Regions from separate parts of the Homo sapiens genome. Here region 1 is linked to region 2. The links are chromatin contacts, found by Hi-C or POLR2A ChIA-PET in ENCODE. All regions are on one chromosome and are shown on one strand. The core of a region is the stretch at or near the end of the contact, and the rest is flanking DNA. Distances in the headings are between cores, read along the strand shown. Region 1 holds the start of TRUB2 (TruB pseudouridine synthase family member 2). Region 2 holds the start of B3GALT9 (beta-1,3-galactosyltransferase 9).

Region 1 (6,663 bases), core at 3,500-5,999, 7.5 Mb after region 2:
GGGTAGTTAAGGGCCTATTGAATCCAGGCCATGTTACTAAATGTCAACACTGAGCCTCAGTTTTCTCCCTTGTGAAATGAAAATAGGACCCATCTCACAGCACTGTGGTGATATCAATGAGGATTGTACTTGGGGGAAGCTTAACACAATGCCTAGTACAGAGTGGCGACTCAATACATTATACTTCTTATTGTTACCATATAATAGAGTCATTGAATATCACAAGTCCAACGGGTTTTTGAGGTTTCTGGTCAAACCTCTAGATTCCCTGACACATGCCTTAATCACATCTAGTGATGGGGACACATTACCAGAACCAGTTCCATTGTTGGGCAACTTTATTCAGTAAAAAAATCACTCTTTCGGCTGGGCGCAGTGGCTCACACCTGTAATCCCAGCACTTTGGGAGGCCAAGGTGGGCGGATCACCTGAGGTCAGGAGTTCGAGACCAGCCTGGCCAACATGGTGAAACCCCATCTCTACTAAAAATACAAAAATTAGCTGGGTGTGGTGGCACACACCTGTAATCCCAGCTACTTGGGAGGCTGAGGCAAGAGAATAGCTTGAACCTGGGAGATGGAGGTTGCAGTGAGCTGAGATCACACCACTGCACTCCAGACTCCAGCCTGGGCAACAGAGCAAGACTCTGTCAAATAAATAAATAAATAAACTTATTCTTTCCCAGAAACCCAAAACCCCTACCTTAGGACTTCTACCTAGGGTCTCATTTCTCACCTGGAGTCCCAGAATAGAAAAAGGGTCAGCAAACTACAGTCCACAAGTCAAACCTGAAGACTGAAGACTGTTTTTTTTTTGTGTGTGTGTGTTTGCTTGTTTTGTTTTGTTTTGTTTTGAGATGGAGTCTCACTTTGTCACCCAGGCTGGAGTGCAGTGGCGCCATCTCAACTCACTGCAACCTCCACCTCCCAGATTCAAGCGATTCTCATGCCTCAGCCTCCTGAGTAGCTAGGATTACAGGCACCTGCCTCCATACCTAGCTAATTTTTTGTATTTTTAGTAGAGACGGAGTTTCATCATGTTGGCCAGGCTGGTCTTGAACTCTTGACCTCAAGTGATCCGCCTGCCTCGGCCTCCCAAAGTGCTGGGATTACATGAATGAGCCACCGCATCTGGCTTGTTTTTTGTGGCCTATGAGTTAAGAATGGTTTTTGCATTTTTCAGTGGTTCAAAATAAATCAAGAGACCAGTTGCAAGGGCTCACGCTTATAATCCCAGCACTTTGAGACGCCGAGGCAGGCAGATCACTTGAGCCCAGGAGTTCAATACTAGCATGGGCAACGTGACAAAACCCCATCTCTACAAAAAATACAAAAATTAGCCAGGCATGGCCGGGCGTGGTGGCTCACACCTGTAATCCCAGCACTTTGGGAGGCCGAGGCGGGTGGATCACGAGGTCAGGAGATCGAGACTATCCTGCCTAACATGGTGAAACCCCGTCTCTACTAAAAATACAAAAAATTAGCTGGGCGTGGTGGCGGGCGCCTGTAGTCCCAGCTACTCGGGAGGCTGAGGCAGGAGAATGGCGTGAACCCAGGAGGAGAAGCTTGCAGTGAGCCGAGATCGTGCCACTGCACTCCAGCCTGGGCAACAGAGCATGACTCCGTCTCAAAAAAAAAAAAAAAATTAGCCAGGCATAGTGGCCTGTGCCTGTAGTCCCAGCTACTCGGGAGGCTTAGGTGAGAAGACTGCTTGAACTCAGGAGGCAGAGGTTTCAGTGAGCCGAGATCTCACCACTGCCCTCCAGCCTGGGTGACAGAGTGAGACCCTGTCTCTAAATAAATAGAATACTACAGTTGTCCCTTGGTATCCAAGGGGATTGGGTCCAGGATCCCTTGCAGATACCAAAATTTGTAGATGTTCAAGTCCCTGATATAAAATGGCATAGTATTTGCATATAACCTAGGCATGTCGTCCCATATACCTTTTTTTTTTTTTTTTGAGGCAGAGTCTCACTCTTTCACCCAGGCTGGAGTGCAGTGGCACGATCATGGCTCACCACAACCTCTGCCTCCCAGGTTCGTGCGACTCCTCGTAACTCAGCCTCCTGAGTAGCTGGGATTACAGGTACGTGCTATCATGCCCAGCTAATTTTTACTAGAGACGGGGCTTTGCCATGTCTTGAACTCCTGACCTCAAGTGATCCGCCCACCTTGGCCTCCCAAAGTGCAGCGATTACAGGCGTGAGCCACCACACCTGGCCACTTTTTTTTTTTTTGAGACTGAGTCTCGCTGTGTCGCCCAGGCTGGAGTGCAGTGGCACGATCTCCGCTCACTGCAAGCTCCGCCTCCTGGGTTCACGCCATTCTCCTGCCTCAGCCTCTGGAGTAGCTGGGACTACAGGCGCCCACCACCACGCCCGGCTAATTTCTTTGTATTTTTAGTAGAGACAGGGTATCACCGTATTAGCCAGGATGGTCTCGATTTCCTGACCTCGTGATCCGCCCACCTCAGCCTCTTTATTTTTTTTGGAGACAGAGTCTCACTCTGTCACCCAGGCTGGAGTGCACTGGCACAGTCTCGGCTCACTGCAGCCTCTGAACTCCTGGGCTCAAGTGATTCTCCCACCTCAACCTCCCGAGTAGCTGGAACTACAGGCATATGCCACCCCACCTGGCTAATTTTTTTTTTTTTTTGAGACAGTTTCACTCTTATTGTCCAGGCTAGAGTGCAATGGCACAACCTAAGCTCACCGCAACCTCCGACTCCCGGGTTCAAGCAATTCTCCTGCCTCAGCCTCCTGAGAACCTGGGATTATAGGCATGTGCCACCACACCTGTCTAATTTTGTATTTTTAGTAGAGACGGGGTTTCTCCATGTTGGCCAGGCTGGTCTCGAACTCCCGACCTCAGGTGATCTGCTCGCCTCAGCCTCCCAAAGTGCTGGGATTACAGGTGTGAGCCACTGCACCCGGCCTTTTGTATTCTCTTGTAGAAGTAGGGTTTCCCCATGTTGCCCAGGCTGATGTTAAACTCCTAGGCTCAAGTAATCCACCGCCTCAGCTTCCCAAAGTGCTGGGATTACAAGCATGAGCCACCAGGCCTGGCCTTCCCATATATTTTAAATCATCTCTAGATTACCTTTTTTTTTTTGAGACGGAGTCTCGCTCTGTTGCCAGGCTGGCGTGCAGTGGCACAATTTCGGCTCACTGCAACCTCCGCCTCCCGGGTTCAAGTGATTCTCCTGCCTCAGCCTCCTGAGCAACTGGGACTACAGGCGCCTGCCACCACTCCCGGCTAATTTTTGTATTTTTAGTAGAGACGGGGTTTCACCATGTTGGCCAGGATGGTCTCGATCTCTTGACCTCATGATCCACCCTCCTCGGCCTCTCAAAATGCTGGGATTACAGGCGTGAGCCACCACGCCTAGCTAGATTACTTATAATGCCTAATATAATGCCTATGCATCACCTTGAGTGGATTCAACACAGTACTAGGTGCACAGCAAATTCAAGTTTTGCTTTTTGGAACTTTGTGTTTTTCTTCCCAAATACTGCCAATCTGAAGCTGGATCATGGGATGTGGAACTCATGGACTCAGAGGCAACTGTACTTAGTGACACGTGAAAATTACCTGAAGTTCAAATATGAATATTCATAAAGTTCTATTGGAATACAGCTAGGCTCATTCCTTTAGATACTGTCTATAGCTGTTTGGCACTACATTGGCAGAGTTGAGCAGTTCCAACGGAAATCACATGGCCTGAAAACTAAAACATTCAGTATCTGGCCCTTTCCAAGGAAATCTGCCAATTCCTGGTCTAATACCTCACTCCTCTGTGGACCTTCAAGGGCCTGGCACAGGAATCTGAGCACTGGGACACTGACTCGGCTCAGGGATTTCCTGGGAAGTGACACACAGGATCCTGCTTAAATCTGCCTTACCCAGTGGATGGTTGATGAAAGAGGGTACGCTGGTGGCTGTGAGGGTCAGCTCCTTCTCTTCGCTGCCTTCCATGGGGCCCAGCAAGAAGCGAACACGCTGTTTAGGAGCGGGAGGCTTCCTGGCATTGAGACCTGAACACACAGAGATAATATATACACACATACATACAAATATATGTACATATAAAATATTTTTTAAGAGACAGGGCCTCGTTCTGTAGCCCAGGCTGAAGTGCAATGGCGCCATCATAGCTCACTGTAACGTCAAACTCTTGGGCTCAAGCGATCCTCCTGCCTCAGCCTCCAGAGTAGCTGGGATTACAGGCGTGCACCACGATGCTGACCAGGAATATCTTGTTCTGTCCAAACACTTGGGGGATTAGACAACAGGGAAGTATGATGTAGAAGACAAAGCAGAAGCCCATGGTGCAGAGGGCAGTATAGCAGTAGTTAAGAAACAGGCGGATTCAAACAGACTCTACAACGTAGTAACCGTGTGACAAGGAACAATACTGAGTCAGTTTCCCCCTCGGAAAACAGAGGAAAGTGAGGAGTAAGAAAGCACAGAGAACAGGCGTTTGGGAAAGCGCTCTGCCCAGGTGAATAGGTCACGTGATTTTGTTTTGGGGTAAGGACCAGAAGCGGAGATGGACTTCCAAGAGAACGAGAGCGGGAACGTGGGTCTGGTTCGAGGCACTCACCCTTCAGAAGTTGTAGCTCCACTGTATCCCGCAGGTGCTTCCATTTTAGCCCCGGGGGCTTATAGACCGCGAAAAGCCCATGCAGCCGCGACAAGCCAGCAGACCCCATACTTGAAGATCACAGCACCCGCTGGACCTGGACGGAAGTACCGCCAGGCCCCGCCCCCAAATGTGGTCCTTTCCACGGGCGCCGCCATGTTCCACAGCCGGAAGAGGTTCGCATTTTATAGTCTTCGGGGAAAACCGGCTGTGGAGAAGGAAATAGGGCCCGGCGCTGAGTGAGCGTGGTTGCGTGTCCTTTGCAGACACTTTCTGGGGCGAGGTGACATGGCGAGAGTCTTGGATCGGTGGACGTAGACGGTAGACAGTTCGCGTGCGTTTCCTTCGCCTACTTGGCCTACATGCCTTCTGCCCGTGAAGCGATGTTTCCCCTCGAAAGGCCGTAGGCTACGCCGTCAGAATCGGTTTTTCAGTGAGTTTTGACCCCTCCGACGCTCCGTCGCCTGACAGAATCGCGGCGTTCTTCGTACCCGCCCATCCTCCGCGGACGCCCGCTGCCATGGCGACTCTGCTGCGCCCTGTCCTCCGTCGGCTCTGCGGGCTCCCGGGCCTACAGCGGCCTGCGGCAGGCAAGTGGCGCCGGGTTCTGGGCGCAGGCGGGAAGGAGCCTGAGGGCGCCCGGCTCCTCTGACCTCGGCCTTTTTCTTGCCCCGCAGAAATGCCCCTCCGGGCTAGGAGCGACGGCGCCGGCCCGCTATACTCGCACCACCTCCCCACCTCCCCGCTGCAGAAAGGGCTGTTGGCCGCCGGCTCCGCGGCGATGGCGCTCTATAACCCCTACCGCCACGGTAAGGCCGCCCGCGCCTCGCCCCCGTGGGGGCGGCTTGGAGCCGTTTCCTGTGGGTAACTGGAACATAGCCTAGGTCGGGGTACCCAAACCTGGTTGCAGCTCGTAACCACTCGGAACGTTTATGAAAATGCAGATTCCTGGATCCCACCTAAACGCACTGAATCTGAATCTGAATCTGCAGTGGAGGGAGAAATGGGCGTGAAACCGAAAGTCTGTCTTTAAACTACTTGGGAGAATCTGTCATGCAGCCATATTGAGAACATCTAGACTAAATAGATGATTCATAAGTACCGATCAGTTTATAATATCCTACTAGAAAGTCAACTCCGAGGTCGAGGACCATGTCTGCCTCGTTCCACTGCATCTGCAGCCTTCTGGATAGTGCCTGGCACATAGTAAATGCTCAATAAATGTTTGCTGGATGTGTGACTAGAACATTCTAGGGTTCTACAGTGTTTTTCTTATGCCTCCTAGATTTTTGAGTTCTGGGAAGTACTGTTATTCCTACTAACAAAAACAGGCTAGGCGCTATTATAGTGGCTCACGCCTATAATCCCTATCGGGGGGCCGAAGCGGGCAGATGGCTTGAGCTGAGGAGTTTGAAACCAGCCTGGGCAACACGGTGAATCCCCATCTCTACAAAAAAAAATACAAGAATTAATTGGGGCTGGTTGCATGCGGCTGTATTCCCAGGCTGAGGTGGAAGGACCATTTGAGCCGGGGAGTTCGAGACTGCAGTAAGTTGTGATTGCGCCATTGCACTCCAGCCTGGGCGACAGAGCGAGACCCTGTCTTAAACAAAAAATACACTATATCTCCATGTCCCCAGTGGTTTTTTGTTTGTTTTGTTTTGAGACACAGTATTGCTCTGTGGCCCACGCTGGAGTGCAGTGGCGCAATCTCAGCTCTATGCAACTTCCACCTCCCAGGTTCAAGCGATTCTCGTGCCTCAGCCTCCTGAGTAGCTGGGATTACAGGCCTGTGCGGCCTGGCTAATTGTTGTATTTTTAGTAGAGACGGGATTTTGCTATGTTGCCCAGGCTGGTCTCAAACTCCTGACTTCAGGTGATCCTCCCACCTCGGCCTCCCAAAGTGTTGGGATTACAGGCATGAGCCACCACGCCCGGCCAAGACCAGCGAATTTTTTAATTTTTTTGTAGAGACGGCGTCTTGCCACGTTGCCCAGGCTGCTCTGGAACTCTTGGCCTCAA
Region 2 (6,135 bases), core at 3,466-5,965:
AGCAGTAACCTGAGACACTGATTGTCATGGCAGGCACAACCTGTCACCAAAATCATAGAACTGACTACTTGGTTTTGCAACAGATGTTCAGATGAAAAGGTTTAGGGAAGAAAAGCAGGTGTGGTAAGTTATCTGCCTCAGGAATTCTGGTTCTTCCAACTTCTTTATGGCACTGCCTGTTTAGAACATGAATTATAAAAGAACTTATGTGGCTTTAGTCTGTTTTTCTAAACCTCATATGAGCTAGTGACAACTCTTAACCACGTGCCCCCGAGAGCCATGAGGGGTCCTGGAGGCCTGCACAAATAAAGCAAATTAATAATCCTGATGTTTATAAAACACCAGAAAATAGACATTATCATCTTCACTTTGCAAATGAGGAAACTACAGGTTAGAGAAGGTATGTGATTTGCCTATATTCACAGGGCTACTAAATAGCCACAGAACAGACTGGACGCCAGTGCTCTCAAGATCAGGTACCAAGCTCTCTCTCTAAAATAAGTGACAACCAGGAGAACCACGACCAAGTGGTAAGATCTGGAGGTAGTGTGTCTACCCGTTAGACCATTTTCTCCTTTAGGAGAATGACAAATTGCTCCTGAGCTAACTGTAACAAATAATTTTTTTTAAAGTATCCTGTATTAGTGTCAACAGGTGTTAATTCACTCTTAATGAGGATTAGACTAATGAAAGATTACAAAAAATATAACCAGTAAAAACTATCTTTCTCAAGACTATGTGTTGATAGATGTTAATGCTGGGTGATGTGTACATAGGGATTTATTATTCTCTTTATTTCCATATATTTAAATATTTCCATGGTTTAATAAAAACTTTCCTTCTGAATACTCAGTTTCTCACAAGACTGTCATATTAATTTTAAAAACATATGTCCAAATTAATGTGAAAAAGGAAAGTTAATTTCTTTCCAGACATATCACCTAGATCAGGTCTACACAAAAAGCAAGATCTCATCTTTCAACTTTGATAATGTAAGGTGAGTAAAATTGTAAGTGTCCAATATCAAATTTGGCAATAACATTCTTAGACAAATAAGCAATCTGATTTATTAGTAGAAGCAACCAAACCTTGCAATCACATCATCTGCTAACAGTTTTGATTTCTGGAACTGTGACTAGACTTCAAGATAATACGTTTCAAGCCAAAGTTTGGGCTAGAGAAGATTTATTAATCTGTATTAAAAATTTACCTAGCTGACAAAAAATAATCAGATGGCTAAAAGTTTTATCGACTTATCACGCAATAACAAGCCCCCTCCTTCCTCTAAATCCTAACAACCCTCTTATCTATACAACATTTCTTCAAAATCTCTACTTCTAAAAAATAATAATTTGCAACAAGACAAAGCAATTATCTTCTGTGGGCATCTGCATATTGTCACAATAGCTAGTTAATTAATACTGGTCAATTAAAAACACACACCAGGCTGGGCACAGTGGCTCACGCCTGTAATCACAGCACTTTGTGAGACTGAGGTGGGCTCGGCCGGATCACGAGGTCAGGAGATCGAGATCATCCTGGCTAACACAGTGAAACCCCATCTCTACTAAAAATACAAAAAATTCCCCTGGCATGGTGGTGGGTGCCTGTAGTCCCAGCTAGTCGGGAGGCTGAGGCAGGAGAATGGCGTGAACCCAGGAGGCGGAGCTTGCAGTGAGCCGAGATCACGCCACTGCACTCCAGCCGGGGCGAGAGAGCAAGACTCCATCTCAAAAAAGAAAAAAAAGAAAAAAAACCACACACCTGCTCCTGAAACATTTTTAACAGTGAAAAGTGTGGTGTGGCAAGCTTCCTCCATCACATCTACACATACATATATACACACATACATACACATGCTGACACACATCTATTGTAGAAATGCTTGTATTTAAGTGAGCTGAACTGTTATTCAAACGGCTACAAGGCAAATTTAGAATACTCATTAAAATATTATCAGGTTCCCATCATTCACAAATATCTAAGAGACATACTATAATATGCCAAATTCACATGTATACCTATGTAACAAACCTGCACGTTGTGCACATGTACCCTAGAACTTAAATTTAAAAAAAAAATGCCAAATTAATGTGCCCATGACACCGCTAAAGATTACGGAAGAAGCTTTTTCAGAGAGCACATCTAAAAAAATTCAGCCATGTCTCAGATTTATATATTCTCCTAACTCTTAATAAAAAAAATTTTCCCAACTCTTAGATTGCCTTTTAAACCACTCAATCCCTTGTAAGATTGAGCAGTTCACCTCTGATTATTCTGAAAAAGGCATTTTTTTCCCTAAAAAAGCAAGTCTCACTAACTGCAGAATGCACTATTTAAAAAACACCAATTTTTACTTTTCTGAACAGATCAACTAACTTTGGAGGGGGCCTTCTAAGGTAACAGGTCTAAACTGGACTCTTTTAGGCAGCCTCTAGAAATATCATACACTGGTTGCACAAACCTCAGGAAATGGGATTTCAATTCAACATGAGGAGCTTTTAAATCTCAGCGCTTTCCAACAATGGAATAGCTACCTCCAGAGTAGTGAGTTTCCCATTACCACGAACAGTCAAGGACAGTTGGACACAGAGGCAGAATGTGATAAATGAAAATACTTTGGAGGTTGGCCAGATGTTTTACTGATTCAGCCACTTCCTATGTGATTATGGGCATGTCCAACTAACTTTTAAGCTTCAGTTTTATCATCTGTAAAATGGAAGCCATCATCCAACTTGAAGGGTGAAACTCAGAAATATAGCAGGGACATGCTTAGCACAGTGTACAGTCTAGCGGGTAAAAACTCAAATGGTACTTTTTGTTAGTTTTACTACTATGAACACCTGGCAGTAAAGATTTCTGTGACACTAAGGGTGGAATGGACATGACCACTAACATCTCTTTTGACCCTATCATCTTATCACTAAGTTTCTCTTCAAAATACCTGGAAGAAAAACTCAAGGGCTCAAACTTACTAGGGGTTTAATTTTATAAAGAAGAGCACCTGTTTATTGGAGGCTCTAGTTTCCCAGTAGGTGCCTTATTCTACCCACATTCCCTGCTGTTTGGCCCCCTTACCCTACGTCCCTACCCCAGAGTTAACATTCAACTTGCCCTCTTGCCTTCAGTATCAATAATCACAAAGTGGGTCATGCAACAAAAAGACTCCTAAATTGGAAAATGAGAGCCTGGGTTTGGTCTCAGGTTCTGCCATTAACTCCCTATGTTACCTAGGCAACTCACATATTTATATTGGTTTTAAAGAAAAAGTACCACTGGTAAACATTATCTCATTTCATCTTCATAACCTCATGGAAGGTATCAGTAATGCCGCCCTTAACTAACATTAATGAGGAAATTTACGGCTCAAGAAGTGGAGTGGCCTTCCCAGAATGGCACAGGAAGTAGCAGGCTCAATATTTTGCCCAGTACCCATTCTCCCAAAACCTATACTCAGAGGTATTAGAGACAGGACCTTCTGGAAAACAGTGTAAATGTGTTTTCCCCTCCTCCTCTATCAGAACCTGGCCTAGTCAAGAGTGAAAGCAACATAATTGTTAGTGGTAGAGGGAAGGAGGCTTCATTTCCCCCTTTTCTTATCAAACAAAGAGCACAGAGGCGCTGAAAATGTATACACACCTATAAACTTACATATGCATAAAATGTATTCTGAATATTCAAGAAACTGATAACCCTGGTTGCCTCCAGAGAGAACTGGAGAGCTGCAGAATAGGAATGAGGGGTCCCTTTTTATTGTATACCTTTTAAAACTGAAAACCATGTTAAGTATAATATACTATCAAAAAATAGCCTTTAGTTTTAAGGTGAATTTTTTTAAAGCTTTGAAAGAATACAAATAATGTTTATAAAATATGTGTTCTGCAACTCCACTTGTTGCTGGGTGACCTTGGGCAAATCACTTCACCTGTCTCATGCCCTGTTTCCTCACTTGTAAAATACAGCCAAGAGCATTACCTACAAGGGTTTTTATGAGGGTTAAACAAGACAGTGCAAGTAAAGCGTTTAGCACAGTACTCGGCACGCTGTAAGCCTACAGTAAATGTCAGTTACCATTATTACTTAGCATTAATATTGTTATCTTTGCTTTACTTCAAGCAGCACCCCACATACACACCTGTTTTCATGGCATACCCACAATTATGGCGCAGTATAGCGCTTTGTACTTCATAAACCACCTCATCACACTTCATCGTCTTTCAAACGTTTGGTAGCCCTGGGACATCACTGTTAACTCATTTCGCAGCTAAGGAAATGGAGGCAGTAGGAGGCAGTAACTCCAAAACCCTGTTTTCCCGTCTCTAAAATCCAGATCCCATCAACCCATTCGTTGCTCCCAGGTCCCTTGCTCTCGGAATCGTGTTCCGCGCGGCACTGACCTGAGCGAGCGCCCCGGGGCCCGGGACCTCGCGCCGGGTTCACAGCTACTAGGCACGCTCGGACCGCCAGAGCCTTGCAGCGGCCGGGTCCGCTCCGCAGCCATGGCGCCTGCAGGGAAAGAAAAACAGCCAAGGCGCGGCGGGTCAGCAGAGCCGCGGGCGCCTAAGAGTCCCCTCCCCGACCGGCCCCGCCTCGCATACAGACCCGGACCTGCGGCCGCTGCTCCCGGTCCGCAGCCTCACAGGGGAGCGGCTTCCGGTGCTGCCTGCGTCATCTCCGCGCGTCCCTCAGCTCCGCGGCTCCCGGCGGAAGCGGCTGCACTTCCGGTCCCCGCCCGGAGGTGGGTGGTGGGAGGCTGGAGGCCGGGAGTAGGGGTGGGGAGAAGAGCGTCCCGGGAAGCTGAACGCGTGCCGCGCGGCCCTCACGGTGCTTAGGCTGGGTGCAACCTAGAACGGAGGTTCCTTTCGTACCGTACATCCAGGTTTGCACAGCGCGCTTATGTCCCTCCTCCAATCTGATCTTGCACCAGCTCTGCAGTAGTTTTTCTTATTATCCTCATTTTACGGAGGAGAGGGAGCTGTGGCTTAGAGAAGTTAAGAGACGTGTCCAAATTCATACAACCTGTTGGGCACCTCTTTATCCCGAACGCTGTTCTAGGGGATAGGGTTAGTGAACAAAAAACGCAAAAGCCCCTGACCGCCTGGGCCTTACATCTATTAGGAGGAGGAAGACAGATAAACTAAGGCTCGTGCAAAGGAGAAAAATAAAGCAAGGTAAGGAGGTTGTTGAATGAAAAGAGACAGTCAAGTGATGTAGATTTGAATGAATCACAACGTTTACACTCTGGCTGTGGCCCGGTTACTTAACCTCTCAGACTTTGCTTCATCTGCATAGCAATTATAGTGAGGTCCCCATCCGAAGGCTCTGAGGATTGAAGGAAATGAAGCATGCAAACCTTTTGGCGTCAAGAACTAAAACTGAGCTAAAAAATCCCACGCACTCTTTCTCAACATTTTTTGTGTACCATCTCACTCAGTTCCCACAACAACCCCACAAGCTAGTAACTATTATTAGGCCCCTTTTTAGAGATGGGGAAACTGAAATCAAAAGAGGTTTAGGCATCTTGCCTAAGGTCATAGTAAATGGCTGTCATAGGATTTCAACCCAAACCGACTTCAGAGCACAAGTTATCCTTTTTTTTTTTTTGAGGCAACGTATCACTCTGTCGCCCAGGCTGGAGTACAGTGACACGATCTTGGCTCACTGCAGCCTCGACTTCTCCAGGCTCAAGCGATCCTCCCACCTCAGCCTCCTGAGTAGAAGGGACCACAGGCGCGTGTCACCATGCCCAGCTAGTTGTGTGTGTGTGTGTGTGTGTGTGTGTGTGTGTGTGTGTGTATTTTTGTAGAGTCAGGGTTTCGCTATGTTACCCAGGCTGGTCTTGAACTCCTAGGCTCAAGTGATCCACCTGCCTGGGCCTCCCAAAAAGTGCTGGGATTACAGGGGTGAACCACAATGCCCAGCGCACAAGTTATCCTTGTTTCTCTGTAAGGGTTCCTAAGCCATACATGCATACACGCACATTCACATACATCTTATACCAACACTGTCCAATAAGCTTTTTGCCAGTGATGGAGTTGTTCTGTTGGTGCTGTCCAATAAGGCAGTCACTAGTCTCTTGTGGCTACTGAACATTTGAAAAGTACCTGATGTAAATGAACTAAATTCTTAATTTTA

What was found. Hi-C counts contacts between places; a loop is a spot of excess contacts on that map. ChIA-PET counts read pairs that join two places held with the same protein, here RNA polymerase II (POLR2A). Pooled maps may share reads with other maps.
Region 1: a map of K562 shows a loop between it and region 2 (8-fold over the local background). The contact joins the promoter of TRUB2 here to the promoter of B3GALT9 in region 2. A Hi-C loop is called at or near these places in 2 of 168 maps with a recorded cell type or tissue (both K562) and 2 of 50 pooled maps. POLR2A ChIA-PET finds 5 or more read pairs at or near these places in 1 of 52 experiments (K562).

What each region holds. Positions count from the first base shown.
Region 1 is chr9:128,317,698-128,324,360 of GRCh38, forward strand. TRUB2 (TruB pseudouridine synthase family member 2) reads right to left here and starts at 4,750. Exons shown (of 8, transcript NM_015679.3): 1 at 4,603-4,750; 2 at 3,902-4,033. The coding sequence starts at 4,711. It overlaps COQ4 (coenzyme Q4), which reads left to right and starts at 5,142. Exons shown (of 7, transcript NM_016035.5): 1 at 5,142-5,231; 2 at 5,319-5,450. The coding sequence starts at 5,162. RefSeq lists an enhancer at 4,450-4,989 and a silencer at 5,370-5,429.
Region 2 is chr9:120,788,752-120,794,886 of GRCh38, forward strand. B3GALT9 (beta-1,3-galactosyltransferase 9) reads left to right here and starts at 4,716. Exons shown (of 3, transcript NM_001386823.1): 1 at 4,716-5,171. FBXW2 (F-box and WD repeat domain containing 2) reads right to left here and starts at 4,665. Exons shown (of 8, transcript NM_012164.4): 1 at 4,603-4,665; 2 at 4,398-4,506. RefSeq lists enhancers at 4,366-4,996, 5,059-5,158, 5,589-5,678.